Regions from separate parts of the Homo sapiens genome. Here region 1 is linked to region 2. Evidence: chromatin loops called from intact Hi-C (ENCODE). Cell type or tissue: OCI-LY7. All regions are shown on one strand.

Evidence for each region. A loop is a pair of places that touch in the nucleus more often than their neighbours do. Peaks named below come from ENCODE experiments on the same cell type or tissue, not always from the same donor. Only the 100,000 strongest peaks of a DNase experiment are listed, where the experiment ranks them.
Region 1: it touches region 2 in a loop (6-fold over the local background); 2 of 110 quality-filtered maps call a loop at or near these places.

Annotation. Positions count from the first base shown.
Region 1 is chr7:138,462,840-138,470,839 of GRCh38, reverse strand. The region is part of intron 1 of TRIM24 (tripartite motif containing 24); the gene reads right to left. Among named protein-coding and RNA genes, the nearest start is that of TRIM24, 6.6 kb to the right of the region's middle. RefSeq lists a silencer at 7,962-8,000. In OCI-LY7, no CTCF peak of the experiment used is centred here; no DNase peak of the experiment used is centred here.
Region 2 is chr7:137,981,028-137,989,027 of GRCh38, reverse strand. The region is part of intron 1 of CREB3L2 (cAMP responsive element binding protein 3 like 2); the gene reads left to right. Among named protein-coding and RNA genes, the nearest start is that of CREB3L2, 17 kb to the left of the region's middle. RefSeq lists enhancers at 996-1,105, 2,238-2,307, 2,638-2,787, 7,406-7,495, 7,506-7,555. In OCI-LY7, CTCF peaks have their summits at 1,905, 2,110 and 3,010; DNase peaks (open chromatin) are centred at 887, 2,107, 2,957, 3,267 and 1 weaker place; H3K4me3 peaks cover 4,529 bases; H3K27ac peaks cover 7,015 bases.

The DNA of each region.
Region 1 (8,000 bases), 480 kb before region 2:
AACAGCTACAGCTTTCTATAGGACAGGGATCTCCTTGCCAGCTAATCCCCTTGTCAGCTAATTGCATATTCAGGTCCCAAGAATGACAGGTATACATCCATCTATACAACACTGGTGAAGTTACAGACTTAAATGGAACTGTCTCTGTCGTTAATTGAAACAAGCGATCACTTTTTAAGGTTATTATACATGTACCCTATATCCTACAACTTAGGGACTTCCCAAACTGCTGAAATTAAGGGGCTTTTGTGAGCAGCCTCCATATGGGACTTCCCTAGGAAATGAGATTAAGGGTTTTATGCCAGAGGCCTGGTAATGGCCTACCATAATCTTCTATTTTTTGACAGACATTTAGTTAAAAACAGATATTAAAACCCATAAACCTATTTTTACAAGTACATATAAAATTATGTTACAAAGACTGGGCGCGATGGCTCGCATCTGTAATCCCAGCACTTTGGGAGGCCGAGGTGGGCAGATCAAGAGATTGAGACCATCCTGACCAACATAGTGAAACCCTGTCTCTACTAAAAACACAAAAACTAGCTGGGTGTGGTGGCACACGCCTATGCTCCCAGCTACTTGGGAGGCTGAGGCAGGAGGATCGCCTGAACCCAGGAGGCAGAGGTTGCAGTGAGCCAAGATCACACCACTGCACTCCAGCCTGGTGACAGAGAGAGACTCCATCTCAAAAAAAAAAAAAAAAAAAAAAAAAATTATACTTGTAGGAGGCAAAAACAAACAACAGAGTCTGCAGTATCGAAATCCCATGACCTCTAGGGCAGCTGTGTACAGTTAAGATAGGTTATACAGTACAAGGAACTGCCTGACTGGAGGGGAAATGTAGACTTACAGGCAAATGGGGGTCCACATTCCACTTCCTAAGGCACACATCCTTTGGTCCTGTATGTCAAGAGGACTCTTAATTTCTAACTCACACAAATACCATTTGGGCTTGAGGCAGCCTTAATCCCTTCTCTCAGGATACTCCATACAGCATATGTGAAATGTAGCCATTTGACATGCTTATTCATGTGACTGTGACAAACTATATATCAAGTACTTTAAAGCTCAATTTCTGAAAAGAAGTTCTAATGTCTTCCCTCACCTGAATGGATATTTTATTGCATATGTGGTGTGCCACACCACATTACAGAATAAAATATAATGGCACTTAGTCATGCCATTTTGGAGACTACTGGTCTAAGTGTGTATTCAAAATGCTGGAGTAAAATTAAGAAAGGGCTCGGCAGCTCACACCTGTAATCCCAGCACTTTGGGAGGCTGAGGCAGGTGGATTACCTGAGGTCAGCAGTTCAAGGCCAACAGGGTAAAATCCCGTCTGTACTAAAAATACAAAAAAATTAGCAAGGTGTGGTGGTGTGTGCCTGTAATCTCAGCTACTTGGGAGGCTGACGCAGGAGAATTGTTTGAACCGGGGAGGTGGAGGTTGCAGTGAGCCAAGATGGCCACTGCACGAGACACTGTCTCAAAAAAAAAAAAAAAAATTGAGAAAGGGGTCAAGGTTACATTGCAGAAAGAAATTTGAAAAACTTGTGCATCTAGTTGATAGTTTAACTTCTTGAAGAAAAATTAAACAGAGAAATCTAGAGACCTAAAAATGAAAGTTTACAAATTACCCACATTTGGGTATATTTAAAAAGGTACAATGAAATTAAAAAGCATTCTTCTGACATCAGTTTTCCACCAGGAATAGAGTAACTAGTACTGAGACAAGCTTTCCTGTCATTAATTACTGTATATTACCAGGACAGATACCTTAGGCAACTTTTCAGACAATGGACAAAAGGCAATGCAGTACTGTGATCCATGAGGAAAGAAAAGCTCAGGTGAATAAGCCCCCTAAATCTTGATTCCCTAACTGAGGACTATTTTGTGATCATGGTTCATGGAGCTACAGCCAATGCAGAACATAGCAAAGGAGCCAGAGAGATTCGGGGATTGTGAACCAGATGGAATATATAGGGCAAAGCACTTGGGAGAAGGGAGCTGAACAGAGAAAGGGTGCCAGTAGTCTATGTAAGGGTTTTGCCAAGTCCTTGGCTGAAGGCTACTACGCATGTGCAGAGCAAGTCCATGGGAAGTTTACCAGAGAGCAGCTGCTAAGGGATTGAGAGAGAAGCAAAGATACTGGAGGCCAAGCAGGAACAAAGAGAAAACAAATAAAAAGATGTCAGTCTTAAACCTTGCCATACCAACAATTACATAAAATATAAATGGATTAAACAAAAGCAAAAATTAAAAGCTGGGATAAAAAAGTAAGACAACTATACGCTATCTACGAGATACTTTAAAAAGCTAGAAGTAAAAGCATGGGAAAAATATACCATTCAAACACATAGATTAAAAAAACAATGGCATTAATATCAGGCAAAGTAGACCATAACATAGCATTATAGGAAGCAAAGAACATTTCACCTTAAAAAAGGGCAGGCAATTCATAAAAGCTTCAAAATACCTGTAGCAAAACCAAGTGAGGTATATCTCAAGAATGCAAGATTGATTTAACATCTAAAAATCAACGTAATTCATACATTAACAAAAAAAGGAGACAAATTGCATGACCATTTCAATAGACACAGGAAAAGTACATGGCAAAATTCATCACCCATTCATAATAAAAATTCTCAGCATATTAAAAATAGAAGGGAACTTCTTCATTTTGATAATGGGCATCTATAGAAAACAGCTAACATATTAATGGTGAAAAATTGAGTGTTTTCCTCCTAAGATGAGGAATAAGGTAAGGAAATCCTTTCTCATTTAATACTGAAATTCAACTTCTAGTCAATATTGTATTGGAGTCCTTGCTGGTGCAATAAGAAGACATAAATTATTAAGAATAGAAAGCAAGAAGTAAAGCTATCTCCCTGTAGACTACATAGAAAATCCTAAGGAGTCCTTGAAACAAAAAAAAAAGATACTTAATAATCGAATTTAGCAAGATAATGGGATGAAACCAATAATCGTATTTCAATATACTACCAACAGTTTGAAATGAAAATTTTAAAAATATCATATACGATATCATTTAACATTATAAAATGTTTAATATTTATACTATGTAAACAAAAATTGTACAAGAATGCTACAATGAAAACCACAAGACAGTGCCGAGAATTTAAGAGATAACACATATTCACAGATTGGAAGAACCAATATTGTTAAGAACATTATGGCTGGGTGCAGTGGCTCACGCCTGTCAATATCAGCACTTTGGGAGGCCGAGGCGGGCAGATCACCAGGTCAAGAGATCGAGACCATCCTGGCCAACATGGTGAAACCCCGTCTCTACTAAAAAATACAAAAATCAGCTGGGCGTAGTGGCGCATGCCTATAGTCCCAGCTACTCAGGAGGCTGAGGCAGGAGAATCACTTGAACCTGGGAGGCGGAGGTTGCAGTGAGCAGAGATCACATTACTGCACTCCAGCCTGGTAACAGAGCAAGACTCATCTCAAAAAAACAAAACAAAACAAAACAAAACAAAACACATTCCCCCTTACCCAAATTGATATCTAGATTCAATGTAATTCCAATCAAAACCATGACAGACTTTTGTGTAGAAACTGAAAAGCTGATTCTAAAATGTAAAGAAATGCAAATGACTTCAAAGAATCATAAGAATTTTGAAAAAGAACAAACTGTCAAATTTCAAAATTTGCTGAGAAGAGTACTGTAATCAAAAAACATTATGTATTAGCTGAATGGACAAATCAATAAAGAACAGACCACACACAGATGGCTGATTTTTGTATAAAAATGCCAAAATAATATAATGAAAAAGTACTGTCTTTAATAAATGGTGTTTTAACATACAGTTTTTAAAAAAATGAACCTCAACCTCACACAAAAAATAACTCACAAAATGGATTACAGGTTTATATTTTAAAGCTAAAACTATAAAAATGCTGGGTTAAAAAGTGGAGAAAATCTTAGTAAACTTGGGGTAGGCAAAAAATTGTTAGATAGGACACAAAAGTCATTAACCATAAAATAAATTGATAAACCAGACTTAATCAAAATTTAAACCTTTAGCTCTTCAAAAGACACCAAGAAAATGAGCATGCAAGCCAGAGTCAATACCTGCAATACATGTATCTGACAAAGGACCTAGATATAGAATATATATAAAGAACTTTACGTTTCAATAAAAAGGCAAACTCCCAGCCAGGCGTGGTGGCTCACGCCCATAATCCCAGCACTTTGGGAGACGAGATGGGTGATCACTTGAGCTCAGGAGTTGAGAGACCAGCCTGAGCAACATGGCGGAGGTTGCAGTGGGCTGAGATGGCGCCACTGCACTCCAGTATGGGCAACACAGTGAGATGCTGTCTCCAAAAAAAAAAAAAAAAAAGCAACTTAAGTTTTGAAATTTGCAAAAGACAAACCAAAATCTCACCAAAAAAGAATGACTACTAAGCACAAGAAAAGATGCTCATCATTATTCATCAGAGAAATGAAAACCAAAACCATGAGATAGCTTTTCTCACCTACTAGAATGGTTAAAATTTAACAGACTGACAGGCCAGGCACAGTGGCTCACGCCTGTAATCCCAGCACTTCGGGAGGCCGAGGCGGGTGGATCACCTGAGGTCAAGAGTTCAAGACCAGCCTGGCCAACATGGTGAAACCCTGTCTCTACTAAAAATACAAAAAAATTAGCCAGGTGTAGTGTAATCCCAGCTGCTTGGGAGGCTGAGGCAGGAGAATCGCCTGAACCCTGGAGGTGGAGGTTGCAGTGAGCCAAGATGGCACCACTGCACTCCAGCCTGGGCGACAGAGTGAGACTCCGTCTCAAAAACAAAAACAAAAAAAACTTTTAAAGACAATACCCAAAACTGGGGAGAGTGTGAACAAACTTTGGAGAGAACTGCTGGAGGGTCTATAAAGTAGTACAAGCAGTGTAAACATACATTTATCATAAAAACAAGAAATTCCAATTCTAAGTTATTTCCTCAGGGAAATGACAATGTATCCACACCAAGACTTTTCTACAAATACCTTTAAGTTTTATTCATAATAGCTCCAAACTAAAAAATACTGATACCTACTAACAGGTGAATAAAAATATGTATATTTTTATATATATAGGACTGACAGGTAACACAGATCATTCTTAAATATTAATCCTTTGCCATTAAAGATTGCACTCATGAGATGATTTATACTTTTTGCCAAGAAATCAGTCCCAGAATAGTTACGTATCTTGTATACTGCCAGTTAGTAAAGAAATCTTGGAAAAGGGATTTAGTCTTATATTTTAACCCTCTCTAGACAAATAATACCTTTCAAAAGTATGTTCTCAGTATTTGTTAAAAATAGCTCTTCAATATTGTCTTTTAGGTAGAGAGGAAAAAACTGCTCTCAAACTCCCAGTTTGCTACTCATTAGCTGAACAGTACGTTAACAACACAAAATACTACACAATATTATAACATTTCTCTAAGATCAGTTTGTTTTCTTAACATACGTAAAAGAAAATCCATTTCCTAAAGTTTTGCCTCTCTCCTAGATATAACTGCATACTAAGAAAATGACAGTCAAGACTGAAGGAGTCATCCAATTTTAACTTGTGGTCATTCACCCTCATTCCTTCCAACATGTAGCCTGAGAAAAAAGGACAGTTAAACCGAAGTTTTAAAACAAATGTTCTCAATGGGAGCTTGGTGGCCAGTGTAATTGTATCTGAGCATTTATAAATTATACTTTTCTGCTGTTATTTGCTTCATTTTATTTCTCCTTTAAAACAGTTCAAACATTATGTTTACTTTTGTAAGAAAAATGTGTTAGGATTTTTTTTCCCCATGAAATTCATTTAGGATGACAAAGAGAGCATGAAAAGTATTTTATAGAAAGGGAAACTAGATCTGAAACAGTTTTAGAATACTGCTTGCATTAAAGAAACAATTCTAGAGTGTAACTGTATTATACCCTAGCATTCTGCAACTACGCCAGATTAGGTAGAATCAGATTTTCAGGAGGGAGGGGCCTAAAAATCTAAATTTTTTTTAGGTGTTAAAGTTTAGTGGTGTTAAAGTTTGAAAATCTCCAGTTTTTGAAATCTAAAAAGTGTATGAAATATAACATATTTGGCCTCAACAAACCTATTGTTTGGCCTATAGCATGGGCCCATAAATTAATTGTGTGTGTGTATATATATTTATGTGTATAAATATTCACACATTTTTAATTAGTTGACAATATCTAATACTAGAAAAATTTTGTTCAAAAATCCAGATTCAGAATTTGCATTAAATAAATAAAAGATCCTTCAATACTTGCCCTGCACTCACATGACAAATTGCTATAGCTAAGAAGAGTCTGCCCCCCTGCTTGTACTCCCCATCATTTCCTACCATTTTACCCCAAGGCTCACACAGTTCTCCATCCCAACTACCTATTTAACCTTTGTGTAATAGATATTACTTGACTTGTGATGCCTGTACTCACAAATTCAGTAGGAAAATGAAGAACTGGTTTGATCAAATGAACCCGTTATTTAGTTAAGCAATGTCTAAATTTGGCTGGCTGCGGTGGCTCACACCTGTAATCCCAGCACTTCTGGGGGCCAAGGCAGGCGGATCACAAGGTCAGGAGATCGAGACCATCCTGGCTAACACGGTGAAACCCCGTCTCTACTAAAAAATATAAAAAAATTAGCCGGGCGTGGTGGCATGTTCCTGTAGTCCCAGCTACTCAGGAGGCTGAGGCAGGAGAATGGCCTGAACCCGGGAGGCAGAGCTAGCAGTGAGCCGAGATCGCACCACTGCACTCCAGCCCGGGCGACAGAGCGAGACTCCGTCTCAAAAAAAAAAAAAAAAAAAAAAAGTCTAAATTTTTGCTTCAGCTAGTATTAAAATAAGTATGCAAGGAGAGATAAAGGGACAAAATACCCAAGTCACTAAGACTCAGGATAGCATTTTTAATTTTTTAAAGATAACTTTAATTCTTTTTAGGTGTACTTTTAAGTACAATTTGTTAAAACGTTTTTCCTAGTATAAAAACAAAAACATCTTCCAATTTAAACGCTTTCTTTGAACTCTTGCGTACAATACAGCATAAAGATAAAAAATATTCAGATTGTAATTACACAGAACATTTTGAGAAGTATGGAATCACAAACTTGTCTCAGAATTGAGGATGATAACTTTACGACCCATGTTCTCATTAATTCAAGTCCATATGTCATGGCCAGGCAAACAATATGTCATAATTCTATAATCATGCACAATTCAGATCTTAATTGGCTACAAGCCTGTTTAACCATTTAAAATATAAATGGAAGAGGACGGGTGGGGTGGCTCACACCTGTAATCCCAGCACCTACAGAGGCTGTGGCAGGTGGATCACCTGAGGTCAGAAGTTCGAGACCAGCCTGGCCAACATGGCAAAACTCCGTCTCTACTAAAACAAAACACAAATTAGCCAGGTGTGGCGCCCAGCTGAGGCACAAGAATCGCTTGAACCAGGGAGGCAGAGGTTGCAGTGAGCTGAGATTGTGCCACTGCACTCCAGCCTGAACGACAAAGCGAGGTAGGAAGGTAAGAAGGTAGGAAGGTAAGAACGCAGGAAAGAAGGAAGGAAGGAAGGAAAAACCAACCTTAAACTGTGTCTAAGAAATAAGAACAGGCCAGGTGCGGTGGCTCACACTTGTAATCCCAGCACTTTGGGAAGCCAAGGTGGGCGGATCACCTGAGGTCGGGAGTTCAAGACCAGCCTGACCAACATGGAGTAACCCCGCCTCTACCAAAAAAAAAAAAAAAAAAAAAAAAAACACAAAATTAGCCGGACGTGGTGGCGCATGCCTGTAATCCCAGCTACTCGGGAGGCTGAGACAGGACAATCGCTTGAACCTAGGAGGCAGAGGTTGCGGTGAGCCAAGATCGCACCACTGCACTCCAGCCTGGGCAAGAAGAGCGAGACTCCGTCTCAAAAAAAAAATAAATAAATAAATAAATAAGAACTAAGGTTTAAGCTT
Region 2 (8,000 bases):
TCTTTCTTTCTCTCTTTCTTTTCTTTTTTCTTTCTTTTCCTTCCCTCCCTCCCTCCCTTCCTTCCTTTTTTTCCTTCCTTCCTTCCTTCTGTCTCTCTTTCTCTTCCTTTCTTGCTATGTTGCCCAGGCTGATCTTGAACTCCTGAGCTCAAGCCATCCTGCCCCCTCCACCTCTCAAAGTGCTGGGATTGCAGGCGTGAGCCACTGAGCCTGGCCTCTGAGGGTCCTTTCATCATTCTTCTCTCCAGATAAGTCCATCTATCTCTGGATGTCCTTCCCATCGGCTGGATGGAGTTTGTGCATGTGTCTGTTTTGTGACTGTGTCATTTGCAGTTCTTAGTTTTGGGGCTTTGCAAAAGGATAGCCTTTGTACTCATTAACCTGTTCAAGAGTGTTGGGATTCACCACATGACTCCAAGGTGTGAGTCTTTTCCTCTCTTTATTCTTCTGACTCTTCCACTAAGGAAGTATCAGGTGGATCCACTGAATGCCGAAAATGAGTTTGATCACAGAGGCATCAACAATATTCAAGTGGTAGAAACATAGAAACAAGCCCTAATTGGTTCCATTTTTGTATGACATAATAATAAGGACAGGTGAGGACAAATGGCTTTGTAATAAGAATATGAGCCTGCAGAAGGAACATTAAGTAAATAATTGTAGCTTCAAAGAAAATGAGCAGCTGCTGGCAATGCCCAGGTTTCAGGACCCGCAAAGGCACTCTGGCCAGACACATCCCTGCTCCCCTCTTGTGCCTCCCACGTGCCGTGGCTGGATTCTGGGTTCTGCCCTTGCTCTCTGTTTCACTGAATCTCTGTTCCTGTCATGGCCCTCAGGCCTGTCAGGGACATGAGGAACAGGTGTGGGAGGAGGAAGCCCTTCAGCTGGGCCTGAGGTCGGGCATGTGAGTACTGAGGACAGAGGTGGGTGCAGAGGAAGGAGAATTCTGCCTCAGACTGCACAGGGAGGAAAGGGCCACCCTTCACAGCCCAGAGCAGAGCAGGCTCTTTGAAGGAGACACAGAGTTTAGGATTCACTCCACAGTTTAGCTGTGTGGTGAATTAAATGGGTTTCTGAGGCCTGACTGGGAAACAGATGACTTTTTATCACATTATGTCAGTAAGAAAATGTCTTGTGAGTTTGAACCACCCGTGTTACAAACTTTTAAAAAAGGTAGAGAAAGGTGTGGTGGCTTATGTCTATAGTCCCAGCTACTTGCAGGAGGCCGGGGTGGGAGGATCGCCTGAGCCCAGGAGGTTGAGGCTGCAGTGAGCCATGATTGTGCCACTGTGCGCCACTCTGGGCAACAGAGCCAGATCCTGTCTCTCCAAAAACAGAAAGCATTTTAGAGCAGTTTTATGTTCACAGCAAAATTGAGCAGAAATACAAAAAGCTCCCGTGTATCTCTTGTCTCCCCAACACACAAAACCTGTCCCACCATCAGCATCCTGCTATTACAGACTTTTGGCATATGGAGTCATAAGCTGGGGTCACCTGTGGCAGCTTTTGATTTAAACTTAATTTTTAGAGATTAGTCACAGATAAGCCTCCCTTTGTAGTCCAGCAAGAAGCCAGATTGGCCACAAAAGCCTTGAACACCGAAGACTGTATCCTGTTTTTTGTTTTTTGTTTTTTTTTGCTACTGAAAACTTATTCAAACGACTAGGCACAGACCTATAGATTTCAGTACCATTAAAAAGTCAAACTGTGGTGCGGCATTTCCCTCCCTCTTTCCAGTTACAGATGACTTAGGCAGTAGATGTTATCCTTTGGAAAGAGATGGGATCTAGTGAGGAAACAGTATATATTTTTTGTAACCAAAGAACCTGACTCCGATCTTTGTAGTTTTGACTTTTTACTTCCTACCCCTGAATGGTATTCATTTCTGAGGCACTGCCAGGAATTGTTTTTCTGGTTCCACTCTGGGTTTGCAAGCTTTCTCTCCAGGCTCTCCTGCAGCCCAAGACCCATGTTGGAGCCGCTGGGAGAGCTGGGGCAGTGGGCTGAGGAGGCCAAGGCCCAAACCAGCTCCAGGCGAACAGCTGCAGCACAGCTGTGATGTTACCTGCATGGTGCAGTGGGGTCGCCCTTGGGCTCGAGGCATCATGTTCTAAGGCAGTCTTCACAGACACGTTTTCTTGTGTGCTAAGAGAGGGGCAGAAACGTAGCTGCCAAAAAACCATTTGGTTTCTCAGCTGTGTTTACAAGCTGAGGAACATGAGGCACGTCGAAATCCAGTGTTTCCTTTTGACTGAAATACAGACTTCTAGGAGGACACTGAAATGAGGGTGGGATGGCTGGGTAGATGGAGCATGAGGAAGTTTCAGCTTCTTATTCCCACCCTCCCAGTTTCGGTGTGGGATTCTGACTGTCCTCTTGTCTGCAGATTGCTCAACCACTGGAAAAGGCAGTTGGTAGGAGGAGCAGGGATTTTGCGGTCAGCACAACTTCATAGCCCTTATCACCACTGGCAAATGATTTCTTTAGTATCCCCGAGCCCTGCTGTCATGGCAGTCATGGAAAATGATGATATCTGCATGGTGCTTTGTGTCAAAGTAATGGATGAGCCTAATCATAGTGGGTGGAATCCATCTCAGGGGTGCAGTCGCTCCAGCCTCTGCTGCCAACTTGCCCTCCTTCCCAGTCCCATGGAGCTGGGGCACTCCCCGGCATACCTGTTGGGAAGCCCTGATAAGTGTGCTTGTCTGTTTTCTCGTCTAACAAAATGGAAACACCGTGAAAGCAGAGACTTTCTTTTATTCACTGCTGTTTATCTCCAGCTAACAGAACAGTGCTGTGCGCATGGTAGGTGTCCAGTAAAATGTTTGGTGAATGAATGGATGAACAAATGAATGAGTCTAGGCTTACAATCTGGTTCTGGCTCTCCCTACTGTGAGCACCTTTCTGAGACTGTTTCACAAGGCCATGGTGGAGGAAGATAAATGACATAAGTAAAGTGTCACTATGTCTGGTTTGTGGCCGCTAGATGGGGGATATTCGGTTCCTTTCTTCTATTTTTTTTTCTCCAATAGTTTCTGAGAGGCCTAGGAAGAAAATTTTTGCTGCATTCTGAACTCATGGATAAAATGAGTAAATAGAATAAGACCTCTGAATTGTGGCCTAATTGTGAAAGGCATTTAGGGAAAAAGACCTGAAATATTTCTTCAGTTCTTACCTGAATCCTCTTAGGTTCAACGCCTGGTATTGATTTGCATGACTGAATTAACACTTCAAATTTTCAGGCACCTGCTTCTGAGGAACTGAAATGTTTTTGTCAGTTTTGAGGGGGTGGGTTGGCAGCAGGTGTTAGCACTCTTTAAGTTACAAGAGGGAAGACAAGAAGGGGACGGCTTGTTCCATGTCCCTGTCATTTCCTGAAACACCATCTATCACTGGACACTGAGGTCACTTACATTATTTTTTCCTAATGAAAATAGTCTTTCTGGGGCTGATTGTGACCTGTTTAGGGGTCTGTTAACAGCAGGAAGGTGAGTAGGGGACAGCAGGATGGCACTGAGCAGTCCTGGTAGGGCTACTGCCTGCAGTGTCAGGGACAAGCTGAAGCGCTCTCCATCCACGAGGCCTGGGGCTTCCTGGCAGAGCACCTTTGGAATGCTGTCCATACACTGCAGCAAAGGCATTTAAGCCACGTTCTTCCTCCGACCCCTGGCCTGAACTGCGTCTAGCCTTGGCTGTTCCCAAGCAGTTGATGTACATATTGTTGAGCGAGAGAACCTCTCTGAGTCCTGCTTTCTTGGGAATCAGGTTCTAAGTTGCTCTCCTGTGCCTTCCATTTATCTGGACCAACTAGCATTTTATCAAACAGAGGTTATATGGAGATTCTGGCGTGTGAATGGGCCCCCTTCCCCCTTTCCATAATGTCTTATTATTGCTTTGGCAATTGCAGTAGGTCTTTGAAGAGGGAGCTGACTGAAAACTGTGCCCAAATCTCAATGTCTCTTGGAAGTTAAGTTACACATTTTTATTTTAAGTAAAAGCAAAAGAAAACAAACAAAACCCCCAGCTCCCCGCAAAACTCATTGCTGATAATGGAGTTCAATGAGAAAGGAAGAAAATGTTAGCTATTGAGGCTGACAAGCTTTAATGAGCTGCCTGATGGCTCTTCTCTACTGGGCTACGTTACTGTAGAAGAGTTTGCAATTTGGGAGACTTTGAGACCTTTGATCTTTCATGAAACGCAGACTCCTTTCATGGAGAAGTTTGTTCTTTGGTATTTGCCAACCGAAAGAAAAATATCCTGGTAGGTAGATTTTTTATTCCCCCATAGCTTTTTTGAGGAACTATTACTCGACCCAAGTTTGCTTTTAGAAAAACCAAACAAAAAGCTGCAGGAGCAACAAAATAAGAAGAATAAAAGTATGAAGATGACAAGCTTATCTGTCACTTGGCTTGAGCATTTGGTAATTTAAACATGTAAGGGCCTATTTATCTCATGAACCAAGCAGTCCTGAGCTAGGCCCTCCAGGGCTAGTGTAGTGCTTGATCAGGGCCAACGGGGCCCTTCCCGTGAGGCTGTTTGTCACCTTTGTCCTCATGACTACAAGATGACTGCTTCACTTCCAGCGTAACATCAGCCTCACTGGTGGAAGAAAGTGACGGGGCAAAGCAGAAAGGGTAGTACCTATATTAGGACAAGCCAGGGCTTTCTCTGAGGCCTCCAGCAGATTTCCCGTTAGGTTTCACTGGCCATCCCTAGCTGCAAAAGAGGCCAGGAAGGTGTGAGTGTGTTAGCTTAATACTTGCCACCCTGAATAAAATTGGTGTCTGATAGTAAGGAAGACGGGTAGGATGGATATTGAGTGGTCAAGCAGCAGTGTCCACCACATCCCAAAATAACATTTTCCCAAATTTGTAGAATCCAAGGTCTGGTCGGGACCTGTGAGATGGCTGAGAATGACGCCTGCATCTCACAGATAAGGGAGCTACTTTATTTCCTTCTACTTCTGTTCAGCCAAAAACCTCAGTGGCACTTTTTGGCACTTCTGGGTGTGGCTGCTCATCCCCTGATCCCCAAACTGTGCCTGGAATGTGAGTGGGCCGAGAAGTTCCTTCACTGGAGAGCAGAGTGGCAGGGAGCGGGCAGTGTGCGGATGGGAATCAAAAGGCCCGATTGTGCTTTCTCAGGAAAAGCAGCCGGCCAACAATAATGACTGGGCCGCCCCTGAGTGCAGAACCTGGAATCCAGCCTTCTGGAATGAAAAAGCCATGCAAGACTCAGTCCCTGCCCCTGAGGAGTGAAGGCCTAGTAGGGCGGACAGAACAACCACAGGGGAGAGGTAAAGCAGAGAGGTATGCGAACAATGAAGAAAGGCCATAGCAAACGGAGTGGCCAGGCCGGGAAGGTGGCTTGGAGGAGTTGACTTTGACCAGGGATTTATAAAGGTCTGTTATTTGGCGGCTCACAATGGTGTGTAAAAATACTAAGTGAGAGTCAGCAGCTTTGCCTGGTTGGAGCAATTTAACAACACCTGCCTGAAGCCTGCTGTGTTTTCTTTAGAAGAACAGCCTGAGTCAACAGTGCTTATGGATTCCTTGATGGATGCAGAGGGAGTATTAAGTTAGCCAGATTTATTGGAACATGTCTAAAAGACCACTAGCTCTGTACCAGCGTTTCCTCTGAAGTTTCAGTCTCTGTCCTCTCTTCCCTTCCCCACTGCCTGGTAGCTCTGATGTTGCATTTCTGCCCTTGCTTCTCTTGTTTAAGATTCCTTCTTCGAGGGCCCAGCCAGCCTCCTCAGTCCTGGGGCTGTGTGGTAGATAGTCCTCTGGAAGGCATTCACCACCTTGTCATAGGGCCGTGTGGTTGGTGGAGGGGGCAGAAATAAGGAGACTAGTGTTTCAGAGGCTCTTATGGCACACATGGGAACAGGTAGACTGTATTTTGGCATTGAGAGTATCTGGGTGTATTAGTCTGCTCAGGCTGCTATAATAAAATGCTACAGATGGGTGACTTAAACAACAGGTATTTATTTCTTACAGTTCTGGAGACTGGGAAGTCCAGGATCAAGGTGCTGGCTAATTCTGTTCCTGGTTAGGGCTCTCTTCCTGGCTTGCAGATGGCCATCTTCTCACTATGTCCTCCTGTGGTAGAGACAGCATCTTCTTTCTTCCTTTTTGCTATGTCCTCTTCCAATGAAGATGCTAATCCCATCATGAGGGCACCATCCTTTCAGCCCATTTAACCCTCAGGCCCAGTCTCCAGATACTGTCACATTGGAGGTTAGGGCTTCAGCATATGAATTTGCAGGTGTATTAGTCCGTTCTCATGCTGCTGATAAAGACATACCCAGGACTGGGTAATTTATAAAGGAAAGAGGTTTAATTGACTCACAGTTCCACGTGGCTGGGGAGGCCTCACAATCTTGGTGGAAGGTGAAAGGCACATCTTACATGGTGGCAAGCAAGAGAGAGCTTGTGCAAGGGAACTTCTCTTTATAAAACCATCAGATCTTGTGAGACTTATTCACTATCACGAGAACGATACAGGAAAGACCCACCCCCATGATTCAATGACTTCCCACTGCGTCCCTCCCATGACACATGGGAACTGCGGGAGCTAAATTCAAGATGAGATTTGGGTGGGGACACAGCCAAATCACATCAGCAGGGAACACAATTCAACCCCATAGCACTGGGGGTTCACTAGAGTTTCATAAGGTTCCCAAGGACTCATGGCGGTGACCAGAGCAGTGTGTTTTCTACTGAAAGAAACCTGTGGGAGTTGAAAACCTACAGACTGAAGGTTCTTAAGCTGAGTTTATGGCCTCAAGAGGGTCTGGGAACTTCTGGAAATGCTCTTTAGGGCATTGTATGTGCAGTGCATATGTGTGTCTTTCATCACATTTTCAAAAGGTTTGCTGACCTAACAGTGGTAAAAGCTAATGTCCCAGAGACTGTACCTCTAAAGTAGAAGCTGAGAAGGAACAGGTCTGTGCACACTGGTGTCCACCACCAGCATACCCCCCACCTCATTGTGCAGCCCCATCCCCCTGGAGCATTCCAGAGAAGCTCTGCTCCCTCTTGCTGCTGGGCACTAATTAGACCCTGACTGCTGGCAGGTGAGCTTACTGCCCAAGAACTAAAGAGAGAGAGCTCTTCCCCCAAAAGCTGCCCTGTGCCTCTGTACTCGAAACCTAACCCTTTGTTGACTTCTTTTACTTTTTATTTTTGGAGCAAACTCTATTTTTGGAGAATACATGAAACGAGTGGCTGTCTTACATCATAAACCAGAAAAACCACTGTGCTTATTAAAGGCATTTCGGAGTATTCTCAAGATTCGGACTCAAAGCAGACAATAGTAGAAGCTGGCTTTTCTGCCTCTAAATGGAGGGCTCTGGCCCCCACATTCATTCATCCCTCCTTGAGCTAAACCACTGCCTGCCTGGCTAACTGATCTCAAGAGCAAGGCTGGGACTCATGGGTATATATTTTTGGTCTGTGACTTTTTTCCTAGTTAATTTCTGTGGGGTCTGGACTGTTTTCTAGCCCCATACTTATTATTTTTTCTTGTTCTCTACTTCCTGGTTCTCCCACATGACTAATCCTTCTCTACACCCATGTTGAATTTTATTTGACCTCATTTGATATGTTTTCTCTAAGTCACTTCAGTCCTTTTTAAAACTTGGTAAACATGAATCCATTTTAAAAGCACAGGCCCTCATAGAATCTGGGTTTATCCTCAGGCTAGGTCACTGCTACCCCTGACCAGTCCCCAAAGAATGCTGGAGGCCTTTGCCATGCTCCACCTTCCTATTCTCCACCCAGGCTCCCTTTTCCTCCTCTCCTTTCTCTCCTTCTCTTTCCCTTTTTGTCTCCTTTGCTCTCCTCTTTCTTTCATTCACGCAGGCCTTCCCCTCCTCCTCTGGGCTTTAACTCTGCCGGTTTTCCTAGAGCTTTGCTCAGTCCTGACAGGTGTGAGGACCTGAACTCAGGGCTTGGGATCTTATCTCAGGTTCTCCTGCTTTATTGCAAGGACTCGG